2 separate regions of the Mus musculus genome follow, and region 2 is linked to region 1. Evidence: chromatin loops called from intact Hi-C (ENCODE). Cell type or tissue: left cerebral cortex. All regions are shown on one strand.

Region 1 (8,000 bases):
AGTACTTCATGCCATTCACTAACACAGGAATCAACCTAGAAAGAATTCATGAAACATAGATCTAAATACTGATAGTTTTACGTTGTCTTTAACAACCTTATCTATATTATATACTAATTAAGCCAAGAAGCAATATAGTCTTTCAGCATGTCCGGTGCTACATCACTGACCCCTCCCCCCTCCCCCCTCGCCTAATAACTCAAGGAATACAATCAGGATAAGTTTAAGAAACTTGGGCCAGCCAGTCTCAATGCTCAAAAACGTTCCAAAATGGAAGACCAAGAGTAACTAAACATTGCAATTATGCTTCTCTGTCTAGCTAGGGCTCAGGACACAGTGTCCTGAGCCCCCCACACCTGTTCTGGCACCTGTGCATCAGCCCCCACAGGAAACCCTGAAAGTCTACTGACAGTGATAATGAAGCAGCTGCTTTAGAAACCTCTCTACGGTGTGAGGATGCACGCTGAGAGTCTGAGTGTGCTGAGGGCAAGCAGCACTCTGTGCAGGACACTTACTTTGGTAGATGCCTTACAAGTACATCTTTGCATATTGGCTGTTCAGCCAAAGTCAGCCAGAATTCACAGGCCTCCAGAGCTACATTCTCATCTTGGTCTTGGGTTCTCTGCAGCATGTACTGTGAAGAGAATCCATACTGTTCATCAGCTTCATCTGGACAGTGAATAATAACGTAGTCCTGCCACCTTATACTGAAAACCATGACTTCCAACCTGTGCTGCTTTCTCTCTCTTTTAAAGCTCCCTATCTGCCTCTACAACAAGGTTAAAATGTAAGAGCTACTGCTTAACAATGAAGTTTTATTGTATGCATCATTGATCTACTTTTGTGCAGGGGTATAAAAACAAACTGCTGTATTTTCTGACATGTCAATGTTAATCAGAGAAAATAAAAAATAACTCCACATATCTTCCTTAAAATAATTTATAAATAACAAGTTGTATCTTGTAGACAGACTTTTTTTCTGTATTTTAAAGTGATATATAAGTAAATCAGTTTAATTTGGAAAGGCATCCGATTCCACCCACCTACCCCACCCCCCCCTTCTGTTTTTGTCTTCTGCAGACAGGGTCTCGGCATGAATCCCAGGTTGGCCAGAGTTCACCATGTAACCCATCTGGTTTCACACTTAAGATCCTCCTTCTGTCTCCAAAGTGCTGGAGCTACAGGTATGCACCACTACTCCTAGTTCTAACATTTCTTAAGTACAATTTGTAGTTTCAACAAGGTGTTTTATCATGACGTCTGAATATACCAAGCTGAATTCACTTCCGAAATTTCCCATTATCTCTGGGACTAGAATCAAAGTCAATTGATGTATTTTTAGTACACTCTCTCTTTTGGACTGAAACACACTGCATGGCAAGTATGGAAACAGTCACAGGCCCGCTCTACTACTTGTCAAATACTATGTGTGTACTGCTCATAAAGTGTTACATATATTATAAAATCAGGATGCCTAGGCGTGGCCTACACCAAGTGATAAAATGTTAAAGTTTCTAATTAGCTTCAAACAAGCAGCTGTGAGACTGAACGCTGGGGATGGAGCCCTCAACTGCTAACCACCGAACACCCCGGGTTCTGCAGAGTCTACCATGCTGTAACTCCATTTCTAAGAGACCCACTCTCATCACACAGCACACAAGTGAGGCTAATAATACACTGCTTAAAGCACTTGGAAAGCCATATAATAAACAAGTAGGACTCTATTCTGCACTATGAAATCAGATGGTAGAGCTTGACTCTAGTGGTACTACATGGAGCCTAAATAACTGCTTCCCTTCTCTATCTTCTAGAGTCTTCACTTAAACAAGTGCAACTGATATGTTTCCTAGTGACCTGACTTCAACTACACAAGAATGGAAAAACCTTTAACATCTACTTGGGTTGTTGAACCAAGCTAGGGTCTCTCTGTGCAGTCCCTGCAGCCCTGGACCTCGCTCTATACACCGGGCTGGCCTGCCTCTGCCTTTCTAGTGCTGGGATGCAGGATGCCCTGCTCCCCCACCACCTTGCCAATGTCCTTCTTAGAAACCTCAACCTTCTGCTAAGTCACAAAATTAGGCGAATCATATTGATAATGAAACTACAAACTGACAGATTCAATTTTTAATTTTATTTTATAACAATCCAAGAATACATCACCCAATATCCCCCAAATACCTATAACTCGGCATACTATTTTTAATGAGAATTTCCTAGTCATGATGAGCAAAACCTAGTCTCTATGTTTAAATAATTCCTCCACCGGGCAGTGGTGGCGCACGCCTTTAATTCCAGCACTTGGGAGGCAGAGGCAGGCGGATTTCTGAGTTTGAGGCCACTCTGGTCTACAGAGTGAGTTCCAGAACAGCCAGGGCTACAAAGAGAAACCCTGTGTTGAAAAACCAAAAAAAAAAAAACCAAAAAAAAAAACAAACAAAAAACAAACCAAAACAAAAAAAAAACCCCTCTAATAATAACTTAAATCTCACAAAACAAAACAAAACAAAAACAAAACTGACCAAGAGGATTTACAATTTAAAAACAGCCATATCTATTTCATGTGTCTTCCCTCAAAGGGGATGCTTTGGTTACCTCGACTATGTTGTGCATATGAGGAAGCAGGCGATCCATCCGGACTTCAAGCAACATCACAAGCGCCCGGCACACGTTCTTCCGCACCTCTGCTTCCTCGTCGCCAGCCAGTGCAAAGAGGTTCTGTTGTACACGAAACACAGGTTCCCTCCTAGTTAGACCATAATTTCTATTTTCTCCTTTTTGATTTTGTGGGAAAAAGTCTCTTTGTGCACTGTGGCTAATCTGGAACTCCTTTGTGCACATACACATCTGGGGGTTGCACAAAGTACGAGTGCCCACAGAGGCCAAGTCAGTCCTTGGAGTTGGAGTTGGTTATGCGTCATCTGATGTGGGTGCTGGGAATGAACTCAGGTTCTCTAGATGAGTGGTACTTCCTCATTAAGCCATCTCTCCAGGCCTAAAACACCACTCTTAATGACAGCCAGGCTTTGTGTGCAGGGTATAGGCATGTAAGTGATGCAGGTAAGTAAGTACATGTGTGTGAGAGGAGTGTGTGCACGTGGAGACCAGAGGTATCCCACAGCCAGTCTATTATACTGCTATACCACCACCACCACCACCACCACCACCATTTTAATTAGGTGAGCTCACTCACTAAACCTGAAGCCTCACAATTCTTCTTGACATTTGTTGGTTATCAAGCTGAAGGGATCTCTCCTCCTTTACCCCACCCCAGTGCTGGCGTTATAGGCACACAATGCCATGCTTGGCTGTTTATGTTGAGTGCTAGAAATCAATCTGAGCTAAAGTCATATTACAGACTGAGCCATCTTCCCAGCTGCTCAGCTGTATGTAATTTAAAAAAAAAATTTTTTTTTTTGGATTGCTGTATGTGCAGTCCTAGCTGTCTGAAAGCTGAGGCAGAAGTTCCTGGACAGCCTAAGCTAGATCCTGTTTCAAAGACCCACCCACAAGCTAATTAACAAACTAATGGCACTGCATCATCCTCTGGGTGTAAGTGCTCACTTCCCTATTGGAGCAGCAGAGGGAGCCGGAGAACAACCCAAGCCTAGATCGTTGCTATTCACCAAGTCAACTACCTACCTACTAGTAGAGAGGAAAGTGAACAGTCACCACTCCTGTGCTAATGCTTATAAACTCCTCTAGAAGGTTAATAAGTGGGAGCATTACACAGAATAGTATATCCAATTGTCACAGCCCAAGATACTAATATTATTCATTTCATAGATTAATAATTAGCAGGGGTTAAAAATGTGCCAGCTGGTAAAGGAATTGAAACTAGCCTGCATGGAATCTTAGGTCCACACTGATAATTTTTGACTATAACAAGTTTTTACTAAGACCAAGCCACCTTTAGGATGGGCACAGAAGCTGGTGCCCTCTGGTTGTCCTGAGAGATCAAGAGTTCAAGGCCACTCTAAGATAGACACTAAAGCGAGAGAGAGTCCGCTCAGAGTGAGCATGTACGCTGTGTCCAAAGTCTAACAACCTGAGATTTGCCCCTAGCATTCAGCTGTTGTTTTGTTTTTTCAAAAGGGGAAAACAAAACAAAACAACCTGATGTAGTGACACTCGTTTGCAATGCCAGCAACACCTACAGTGAGCTGGGCTGTAGACAGAGAAGGCGGCCAGGAAGCCCGGAGGGAGGCCTGACAGTCTGCAGTCTATAGCACAGTAGCAGAAACAGGAAATTCAGTCTCAGCAAGGCAGGAGTGAACTGACAACTGTCCCAGGACTCATGCACACACCACTTCTTACAAATCCTTAAACACGCTGGGCTGGGTGGGGCGGGGTGGACAGGTGGAGGCAGGCAGATCCGGGAAGTAAGAGGCCAGCCTGGTCCACAGAGAGAATTCAGAAAGAAGCTGTTGAGAAAATTAAAATGACTCCATCCCTTCTTAGAATTTCAGCTTTTCTGCTTGCTGCAATCAGGAAGAGGTTCTGAAAAGAAACTGCTCTGCTTATGGACTGTGGCCAGATTATTATTTTTTAAAATAGATTTATTTATTTATTTTATGCATGTGAGTGCACTGTAGCTGTGCAGATGGTTGAGATCCTTCATGTGATTGTTGGGGATTTTATTTAGGACTTCTGCTCACTCTGGTTGGCTCTGCTTGCTCCAGTCAACCCTGCTTGCTCTGGCCCAAGGATCTATTTATTATTATAAATAAGTATACTGTAGCTGTCTTCAGACACACCAGAAGAGGGCGTCAGATCTCATTACAGATGGTTGTGAGCCGCCACGTGGTTGCTGGGATTGAACTCAGAACCTCTGGAAGAGCAGGCAGTGCTCTTAACCACTGAGCATCTCTCCAGCCCCCATGGCCAGATCTTAGTCTCTTTCACTAATCTATCATATTATTCATCCCCGTAGCAGCAGCACCCCCCCCCCATCCTGCCCTCACAAATCCCTCCACCATTACCCACTCCCCTTCTCCTCAGAGAAAGGGAATCCCCTCCTTGGGTACCCGCCTGCCCCCAGGGACATCAAAGTGGCAGCATGATCTTCTCCCACTGAGGCCTGACTCAGTCCAACTAGGGGAAGGGGATCCAATGGCTGGCAACAGAGTCAGAGACAGCCACTCCACTTCCAATTGTTAGGGGACCCACATAAAGACCAACCTGAACATCTGCTACCAGTATGTAAGGGCCTAGGTCCAGCCCCTGAATGCTCTCTGGTTGGTGGTTTAGTCTGTGAGCCCCCATGAGCATGACCTTATTCTTCTGCAGTTATGCCACTAAGACATTATTTAGTATTTAAGAGCTAATAGTTTTCTTGAGTCCTCTATATTTATAATGTAAATCAATAGAAAAACAGAAAGTTATTCCTAAATGGTCTGGCCTGTATACTGAGGCCATTTAAGACTACCATGTAATGCAGTTAACAGTCAGGTCAACATTATGTAGCTGTTCTTTTAGTATGTACCTTTGGATTGTTACAGGCCAACTTCATCCAATCTTACTAAGTATTTTGTGTTTGCTTGCTTCAAAGGTTACTCATGGTCTAGGAAAATCGTGCATGTACAAACTGAATGGTATATTGAAGAAGACTTCTAAACAGTCAAACTAGGAGGCAGAACCACATATATTCACTCCATAACCCATATCTGGATCACATTTCCAATGTTCTAGCACATAAAGAATGCTTTTATTTTCAGCTAGGAAAACCTAGTAACATTGTATCCAATTTGAATCCCATCAGCACTAGTCCAAGCCTGGGGCAGTCTTACCTCAATGAAGGAATCGATGTGCAGCATGAGCGCCTGGGTCCGACTGATGATGAACTGATTGACACATGCAACAGCATGAGACCTAGAAACCAAGGCACACATCAGCATACGCTTACTGTTGTTACAACAAAAGGCGCATCTCTAGAGATACTATGGTGTCTGTAGGATCTGTACAACACCAATGACCCCGTAAGCGGGAACTGCAGTTGTGGAGCACCATAGCTCCACAGCATCTAAAAACAACAGAACAGTGCTGGCATGTAGCCAGTCACTTTGACTTTATTAATTTTGAGTAAGACCTGCGTGGTGCTATACAAATAACACTTACTCAAATAATATAGGGTTTTTTTCTGTGCAGTTTCTTTTCTGTAGAACAAAATACTTTGAAGAGAAACTATGTGCTCTCTTTAGAAACATCTGAACATTTAGTAAGTACAGAGCAAACTTAAGCACAGTTGAACCCATTTCCATTTCAATTCCCATTATGGAATGCTTGTGTGGTGTAGGCCAGATAATATTTAGTCTGTCTTTAACCCACACGTTTAGTGGATAGAACTTTTCATCGTTTCCATTACCACACTGACAAGCTGTTCTGTTCTTATCAGCAGCTCCACACCACTGCGACTTTCTTCTGCATTGAGATGTACCAGAAAATAACTTTAAAAGTAAAGTTAGCACTCCTGAAAGTCTCCACTGTCTAAGGCTCTCCTTGCAGTGCAGCAATCACTCCCCATTACCTTTTATGAGCCATATCTTAAATGAATGTGATTTGCTAAAACACTCAAAAGTTCCTGTTCAAGAGCGCCTAGAACCCAGTATGACACTGTGGTCCCTAAACCAGGGCACAGAGGAACTGCGTGTGCATGGAGTTTACACTGACAGGGGAGATTTTTAAATCAAAGTTTTCTCTTTTTTCTTTTTACTCTGTAGCCCCAGTTAGCTGACCTCAAGCTCACAGATCTACTCTCCTCTGCATCCCAAGATCTGGGATCAAAAGTATCTGCCATCATGGCTGGCAAAGCAGATTATTTTAATGAATGCATTAGTTTGGTAGTTTGAATGAGAATGGCCTCTATAGGCTGATATATCTGAGCCTAATATGCTTAGTCACCAGGAAGTGGAACTGTCTGAAAGAAGTATTAGGAGTGTGGCCCTATTGGAGTGGGAGTGGCCTTGTTGGAGAGAGTGTGTCACTAGGGGGGAAGTCTGACTCTTTCTGCCTGTGCATCAGGACTTACTGCCCTTCTGCCCCTGCTGGCATGCTTCTTGCCATGACAAGGACTAAGCCTCTGAAACTGTAAACAAGCTCCAAGTTAAACGCTTTAATGAGTTGCCTTGAGGTTGGTTTCTCTTCACCACAGCAATAGACTAAGAAAGACAGCTAGGGAGAAACATGCTATTTAAATGGAATCCTGACCTCCAGAGCAGCAGCAGTTCTCAACCTTTGGGTTGTGACCCCTCTGGAGGTCAAACAACCCTTTCATAGTGTTGTTGTTGTTGTTTTTAATCACGTGTATTTGTATGTGTTTGTGTAAGTTACTGAAGGGGTCCTTGGAGTGACGCATACAGGTGATTTTAAAAAAAAACTGGGGTGTCGTATATTTTTGTCCGTTTGAGACAGGTTTTCTCTGAGTATCCCTTACTGTCTTAGAACTAGTTCTGTAAATCAGGCTGGCTTTGAACTTGGGGGATCCACCTGACTCTGCCTCAGAGTGTTGGGATTAAATTCGTGAGCCACCACCATTCACTCAAGTTTTCACATCTTAAGAGGTGGCTGTGAGCCACAGTATGGGTCCTGAGAACTTAGCTCAGGCCCTCTGAAATAGTACACGCTGACCATCTAACACCGCGCGATGCGTTCATCTTTGCAATTTTTATTTATTCGTTTTTGGGTTGTGTGGGGTTTTGTTTTGTTTTGTTTTTTTGAGATTAGGGTTCTTTATACATCCTTGCTATCGTGGAACGCGTCACTATGTAGACCTACTCCCTGGCCTTCAACCCCGAGATCTGCCCGCCTGCCTCTTTGAATGCTGGAATTAAAGGCAGCACTGTCACGCCCAGCTTCTATATTTGAAAAGCTTTTGTTAGCTTTATTCCCCTTCTTACTTGCATCTTATTCTGGTCACATATTTCCTCATTATTGGAGAATCCTTTTATCTTTGAACTGCCTGCTGTCTCTTCCCCTTTATAATCTCCTTGATCTTCCTTTCACCT
Region 2 (8,000 bases), 280 kb after region 1:
TTGGCCATCCATTTAACACTCTCTTCAGAACATAGGTACCAGAATTAACAGTCACGGCAACTTCTTTTGGCAGATGGGAACTCATTTCACAAGTTCCTGAAGAATGCTGGCTTTTCTTTAGCTGCCAGAAATCCTACAGTGCAGCTTGAGCCCATTTCTAAATATATATAGACTGCGTTTTGGAGTCTGGGGAACTGGAGTTTCCTTTGGACTGGATGGGGAGAGCTCCCGTTCTCGGTTCAATGAGTGAGGTGAGGGAGGCTCAAATAAGGCTTCCCAGAATGAATCTTAGAGAAAGACTCAAGGGCCTTTGCTTCAGTCTACCTCTCCCCACATGCCACCCCAGGAGCTAGAACACAGCCAGTCATTTGCTTTTCTGTTGGTTACAGTATATATATTCATGTTATTTAAATGAGGTAATGAATTTTAAGTCTTCTTCTTTTCTTCTTTATTATGTTATAGCAACGCCCATCTTCACTGGCATCCATGCCGACACTTCCTAAAATCTACAACTGATACAAAGCTGCTGGAAGTTTCTAGAATGAAGGTCTTATAAGAGCTTTATAAAAAGAATATGTGAGCAAAGGGAGGATGTGGGGAAGGTGGCTAATGATCTGACTTCTAGATCAAGAGCACCCGGAACCACAGAACCACAGGCCCAGCGCCTCTACGGATGTGCAATTTAAAATGCACCACTCCAATGTCATGCGCCGGAACTTAATCCAAGAAGTCATGAGGGTAGCGTTAATGGTTTTATAAAAAGACAAGAGGGAGCTGGACTAGAATACTTGGTCAGTCTCACCGTGCCGTCAACTGCCAGGATGCTCCCATCTCGGGAGAAGAAGCAGACTTCCTGGTCTGCAGAGCTGGGATCCAAATCTACATTTATCCTGAGATGGACAGCTCTGGAGGGTGAGCTGCAGGTAGACCTATCTGGAAGTCAGCGATCGTCCAGCCAAAAGGAAATGGAAGAAGAATGGGCTTAGACACTCTTAAACCGAGAAGAGGGTGAGACACCTTGTCTTAAAGGATCAAATACTACTCCCCACCCCCTGTCAAACCAACCAACAGAACCTCAAGACCAGAGTGGGACTCGGTATTGTATGGAACCACGTGAAACAAATGACAAAACAAGCTCCTTTAATTGCTCTTGAAAGTTACTGGAAGTGAGCCGCGTTCTAGAGGGGAGAAGATGCCAGTTGCCTGGCTCAGTTCATGTTACAGAGATGAACACAGAGGAGGTCAAGGTGAGGTCATGAGCCTCAATTCTGTCTCACTGACACACTTGTGGACCAGTGGGAGTCCACAGCAGGGCTTTCAGGCAGCCACGAAGGGGACACGGTCTTTTCTCCTCCCCTCTACATAACATACTCATTACCAAAGCCTTTGTGGGAACCTGTTTCTGTTGCCTTCCTTCTCGGGTAGGGAATGTCCTGGCCCTGGGAATTTAGGGAAATCAAAGCAAGGTTTCCTGGCTAGCATGTAAACTCTGGGGCTTTCCTGGGCCTCTAAACCTGTTCCACTGTATGTCACATTACAGAGGCCACCAGATAGCCAGCTTGATGAAGGAGAGAGGCAAGTGTGTTCGAGCACAGGCTGGATTCCTGGATGGATTATGCTGACTGGAGAAAGGGCGACTTATTTAGCACAGCTGCACAAAGAACACTCTTGGCTGTCCTGGCTTTCAGAGTAGGTTAGGGCAGAGGCTAGCTGCCTCTGTCTCCTGAGCATCACACTGGGGCTGGGATGTGGATAAAGCCTTGGTCCAGTATGAGCTGAATGGAGTATGGAGGAGTGACCGGGAGTCTAGAGACCCTCTCTCAGCAAAGGCTGGCCTTCTTTATTCTCTTCAACAAAAAGGATTGACAAGAAAGATTCTGTTCAAAGTCTTTCAGCTTTAGAGCGGCCTGCAGAAGTGGGAGGGGGAGGGGCACAGCCGGCAGACTGTGGTTTAATTGGAAGCCGGGGGAAGAATTCAAGTTTGAATTCAAAATGATAAAATGGCAGAGGAGGAGAAGATGCAGCCTGTCTCTCCTTAAAGAGATCAAGAGATTTTTTAGATCTGTCCGCATCAAAGTTTTCCCTCTCTCTAAGGAAAGAAAAATCACTCCGTGTTTAACTCTCAGGCGTTTGTGGTGACCTCTGCACTTCAGTGGCCTCTGTGTAGCTACTGGCTTTCACACTTAAGGTGGAAAAGTTTCCTTCAGTGATCCTGAAAGTACTGCGGGGGTCTTACTAATGGACACACAGCAGGAAATCGCAGAGGCCGTGACTGACAGATGGACCGGATGGACCGACACATTTATTCCCTTTCTGCTATTCAGTTCTACCCGCCTCCCTTTTCCTTGCAGAGAGCAAAAAGTTACCTTTTTAGAGCCAAGGTGGTAAATGAATTCAGCATTTGCTTAGACTTGTTGAAAAGGAGCACCGAGGTGATGCTGAGGACCTAGGTAAGGATAATTGGTGGAACTTAGAGAGCATGCGCATGTTGGAGGGGTAGCAGGCAGAGGACACAGGCTGGTTGAAGGGAAGCAGAAATAATAAAATAACTATACATAGTGATAAGGCCTATAAAATAGACCAGGAACAGAGGTAGTGGACGTGTGACGTAACAATGTGTCCATCTGGATAGCCGGGGAGAAAGGAGTTTGCTAAGGCAGAAGTTATGCTAAGAGTAGAGACTCGATTTCAGGCAGAGGGAAAGGCCCCCCCTGGGACAGACCAGTGACACAGACTGCTAGATCCTGAGAGTGGCTGAGACAGAGAGGCTGTTTTCTACTCACCAGAGTGCATGGGATTCATCTGTGAAGCTTAGCTGAGCTCTCAACCATTCCCTAAGTTCACATGCCAAGTCTCTTTAAGGCGAGGCCTGACCTTTTGGCACAGGCCCTGGCAGAGGCAGACTTGGTGCATTGTCGGTTGGAGTGGGCAAACAGTAGTCAAAGACACTTACCTGCAAAGCTTGGGACCAAAAAAACCTGACCCCCTTTTGTTGGCATTGTGACCCTCCCATCAACGAGATCAAAGAACGGGCGTGGGGGATGATGATGTCATAACATACATACTGCACCAGGGCATGGAAGGACACGCCCCTCCCTCAGTTTCCAGTTAAAGGCACAGTTTTGTGCCCATATGCCTCTTTTCCTCCTGTGATTTTCCTGAATCCTACCCCAAGACATCCCCCAAGTTGGTTCCCGACTCCACATTAATTGACCATTAACTGTGATAGGCCCGTGCCTCTCGGAAGGGAGGGGGTTTTCACTTCTCAGTGTCTTTATACTTCCAGTTTATATTCCAGATGGCAGTCTGACGTAAGACCTCTCATGGTTTTCACTCGTGAAGCTGTAGGAGGAGCAGCAGCATCGTGTGTCCGTGGTTCCCATGGTTGCCACTGTCTAACCTTACAACTTGGGTGGTCTGTTTATGGTACACAAACAGAGCCATGTTCAGCTGCTCTTTCCAGTCTTTTCCACTGTTCTATTGCGTTTTATGTACCCCACAGGTGGGGCCATGAAAGGAAGATAAACACTTCTCAGCTGTTATCACTTTTACTGCTAAGTTTGTCATCGGATAGTTCACATCACCGAGTGAACCAAACACTTGAAATAGGCAGAATTTAAAAATTGATATTTACCCCATCGTCTCAGAAAGACTGAATAACCAAACCAGGAGTCACATCCTTCAAGAGGCCCTAATTCCTTCATTCCCACCCCCCCCCCTCTGTGTGTGTGTGTGTGTGTGTGTGTGTGTGTGTGAGAGAGAGAGAGAGAGAGAGAGAGAGAGAGAGAGAGAGAGAGAGAGAAAGAGCAAGAGGGAGAGTGTGTGTGAGAGAGAGTGTGTGTGTGAGAGATAGAGTGTGTGTGTGTGAGAGAGAGAGAGTGTGTGTGTGTGAGAGGGGGGGGGGAGATCTGAAAAGGCCAGAAAGGGGAATCAAGTCCCTGGAGCCAGAGTTATAGACAGAAGTTATAGAACATGGGAGCTGGAAACATAACTTACCTCTGGAAGAGCAGCAAGTACCCCACCCTCTCTCATTTCTCTTTAAATTTGATCTTAATAGATGACAATGACCTTGTGAGGATTCAAATGACTTTCAAATCTGAAAGTCGAAAAGGCTGAAAGGGCTTATTTGCAGCCCCTGTTTGCAAAATTGTCAATTCAGAAGTTAATATTTGCGGACAGTTATGAGAGGTAAGGAATATATCACCCTCTTCCATTCTTGTTTGAGATTACATTTTCAGTTTTTACTCTGTGCTTACTGTTTTTGGTGTTGGAGGCAAAACCTTGCCGGGATTTCAGGAGACAGTTCCCGTGCGAAGTGAATCGAGGGGCTGTTAAAAATGCTCACCCCGGACTTGCTCAAGATCAATTTGATCAGTTCTCCCCTTTATTCAAATGTGCAGCCAAGGCTGAGACCACAGGTCTGGACCTCAGACACCGCTGGGAATCTGAGCCAAAACAAGATGCCCAGAGGATGACTCAGCCGGTAACAGGAACTTGACTCACACCAGAAGTGAGAACTCAGCAGGTGGCCCAAAGGTTGTCTATAAGGTCTAGAGCAGAGGGAGGCTGCGGCTTGGGGCTGGAAGGATGGGACGGCGAGCCTACAGGGAAAGCTGAGTACAGAGGAAGCCACACCGGTCTGTTTTCAGAACCGAGCGTAAAGGCTGCTTTACCCTAGGGTGGAGAGAGTCCTCAAAGCTGATGCTTCAAGCAGCGTGGAGAAAAAGCGTTCCCAGAGCCAGCGAGGAAGTTGCAGGCATGAGAGAGGGCACCAGTAGGTGTCCCCGTTTGATTTGCGGGACCTAAGAAGGATCAGAGCAGCAGCGGGAGCCACGGGAACCATGCGGGGTTACGCTGAAGGTCTAGGACAGGCAGGGCAATCTGGCTCCTGCCAGTTTTGGTGACAGGTGTAGCTTGGGAAGCCCCCATGCTGGATTCCTGAACCTCAGCAGCTCTCCACAAAGTGCTACTGTGTTAGTCCAACACAAACTGTTCACCGTTAAAGAACTCTGAAGGACCTTCATTCTCACCCTCCTTCCTTCCTCTCCCCACTCCCCAGCTTTTATTTTTCCGGAGAGATTTTCGTGTTACCCAGGCTGGCTTCAAGCTCACTGTGTAGCTGAGAGTGACCTTGAGCGTCCAATCCTCTAATCTTCCCCCCACTGAATGCTGGGATTATAGATACTCACTGCTCTGACCAGTTTTATGCTTCACTCACTGGTGATTGAATCCCGGGGCTTCAAGAGAGCTACTACGCAAGCGCTGTTCTAACGGAGCTACATGGGATAAGAGACGCTGTACTTATTTAATGGAAAACATGGAAAATCAGAAATGTTAAGACCTTCCTAAGGTCAGCCAGACACAAACCAACAGAAATGCAGTCAAGATCTCGAGTGCGTGATTTGGAAGCTGTGCCGTTTCCTGTATGAATCTAACCGTGTATGTTACATAGCGGCCTGTGCTCGGCCCTGCATAAGTCAGCTGAGGGAAATGACCTGGATTCAAGATTGCCTCAAATGTGCTAGCCATTTCCTTCCCCCACCTCAGCCACCATCAGAGTTCCATGTATATGTGAAGAACAGGTGCACATGTGAGTGACTAGGATCGAGGAAATCAGAGATCAAGATCGGCATCTTTTTCTAGTGACACCCCACAGATTTCACCTTCCAGGGACCCCTGAAACTGCGTGTAGAACCCAACAGGCTGTCATTAGGGTGGCTCTGTACAATACACCAAAGCTAGTTCTCCTTGGGCCAATCCTCCAACTTCAAAGCCTTTGAGGACCTTGGAAGTCTCATTTGCCCATAAGAAAACTACCTGGCAAGGATTTTCTTGAGGTTACAGGAGTGGCTGAGCAGGGCTCTGAGTTAAAAATGTTGGAAACTAGAAACTTGCTTTATGACAAGAAAAACAACCCCCCCCCAAAAAAAAAACCCCAAAACCACGCTTCAGGAGAAATGAGCCTTCCTGTGCCTTCTCAGGAGACGTGTTCTGAGAAGGTGGGAAACTGATCTCTGGAAGCTGTGGACTCAGGCTGGGTAACAGAGGCAGAAAGACTCCAGGGGGATGGAGGGTTGGAATGACTCTTGGGGACACTAGATAGCCACAGGGAGAGAAGCAGAGAGACCCCTCAGTCCCGGGTTGGCTGGCTGCTGGCCCTGACAAAAATCCCTGTATCCTGCCTTACAAACAGCAAAGGCATGAAGACAGCTTCATCTATGTAGGTAACTTTCCTTCTCTCCTGGGATGGGCAAGCAGCTCTTCTGTTGTTGATGCTGGTTTTTGAGACAGGGTCTCTTTATGTAGCTCTGGCTGTTCTGGACCTCAAGCTATAGACCAGGCTGGCCTTGAACTCACAGAAACCTACCTATCTCTGCCTCCCAAGTGCTGGAACTAAGGGCATGTGCCACTACACCAGGCAATGGTAAACATTTCTAAAAAGGAATCCAAAGCTAGCTATCACTAGACCCCCAGCCCCATCCACACAGCAGTTTACTGTTATCGGCAGCACCTCAGTTCTTAAGGAGTGTTGGGTTGCGAAGATGGTTAAGGTGTTGCTGTTTGGTGTTTGCCTTATATACTTCCTTTGAGGCTGCCAAAGAACAAGGATGTTCTGTTAGATACCAGCAATGACTAAGATTAAAATTACTGTAGAAGTCTGCCTAATGAATCTGCCTGTAGTGATGGTTTGTGGCTATTGAAGAGAATAACAATAACAACAACAGCAAAACCCATTGAGCTGTGTCTATATGAATTAGTTACTTTTTCTCATTGTTATGACCAAATACTTGACACACGTGTCTCCAGACAGGAGAGGTTTATTTCAGCTCACAGTTTCAGAGGAGACTGTCTGTCATGGTGGAGAAGGCATGCTGGCTGAAACAGCTCATCTCTAGCAGTGGAAGCATGAGACACAGTGTGGACCTAGAAGCTCTTTGGCAGTGGGAACCAGAAGCAGGTATGACTTGCAAGGCCTCCTCCTAGCAACACACCCTTGCTAGCCAGACCACAGCCCTTGGTCCATGACCTCCCAGACAACACTAGCAGCTGGGAGCTAAATATTCAACAACTGAACCTATGGGAGACATGTCATATCCAAAGCACAGCAATATACCTGCAAATTAATATGTAAACACATAAATTCAAATAAAGTACATGTAATATAATTCACATACTGTTCTTTCATGAAGGCTGAAACCTTTGCATTGTTTCTAGGTTGGCAGATTAACATTCTATAATAAATCCTATTGGTAGAAAGTGAGGCGTTCATGATTCGTTTTTTTTTTTTCAAGTGAATCAATAACTTAAACGGTTTTCAAGAAAGCAGAGTACAGAGTACGTGTGTGTATGTGATATACTGCGTATGTATCCTTCATTACTCTCAGAGCTGTCTCTTAGACATTTATAGTGAAGCTTTTCTATATGTATTCAATTCAATTTAATGAGTCTTTTCAAAGCACTCAAATTGGTTTCCATAGAAACTATTATTTTTTTCTATCAATGCTTTGCATTAATTAATTAGCCACACAATTATTATAATAAAAGCACTACCAGTATAACCGGGCATAGTTACAACCCAGGCTGATCCTTGGCAAGCTGACAACTCAAACCAGTAGTGATGAGTAGGGACATCAGGAAGGGGACTGGCTGGGGCGTTTCTCTTTCTGTGGACACTGGGTGATTAGTTTTATAGGGAGAAAAAATAAGCTTAGAGAAACAGCTAAGTGGAGGCTGATGAAGAGAGGTTCTTCTGCACATATACGCTAGACATATTGCCATCCCAGCCCTCCAGAATCCTACAACGCATTGAGAGCATGACCTAGAAATATAACCCACACAAACCTTACCTACCATACACAGGTATCTGCCCTAAATCATTGTTTAGGATCAAGGAATTCTGTCCCCTCTCCCAGGTCTCCTGAGTGAGTACCTAGCCCACAGTCAGTTGTCCACGTTCTGGGAACATTCTAGAAACAAACACCTTGGTCTGTTTGGATTCC

What was found. A loop is a pair of places that touch in the nucleus more often than their neighbours do. Peaks named below come from ENCODE experiments on the same cell type or tissue, not always from the same donor. Only the 100,000 strongest peaks of a DNase experiment are listed, where the experiment ranks them.
Region 2: it touches region 1 in a loop (2.3-fold over the local background); 3 of 42 quality-filtered maps call a loop at or near these places.

The regions. Positions count from the first base shown.
Region 1 is chr13:98,864,454-98,872,453 of GRCm38, forward strand. Tnpo1 (transportin 1) reads right to left here. Exons shown (of 24, transcript NM_178716.3): 7 at 5,787-5,868; 8 at 2,593-2,715; 9 at 516-634; 10 at 1-35. Among named protein-coding and RNA genes, the nearest start is that of Gm34995, 52 kb to the left of the region's middle. In left cerebral cortex, CTCF peaks have their summits at 3,582 (motif pointing right) and 4,757 (motif pointing right); a DNase peak (open chromatin) is centred at 3,584.
Region 2 is chr13:99,147,959-99,155,958 of GRCm38, forward strand. No RefSeq gene overlaps it. Among named protein-coding and RNA genes, the nearest start is that of Gm41036, 25 kb to the right of the region's middle. In left cerebral cortex, a CTCF peak has its summit at 4,766; DNase peaks (open chromatin) are centred at 17, 1,921, 2,694, 3,347 and 2 more places; H3K27ac peaks cover 4,146 bases.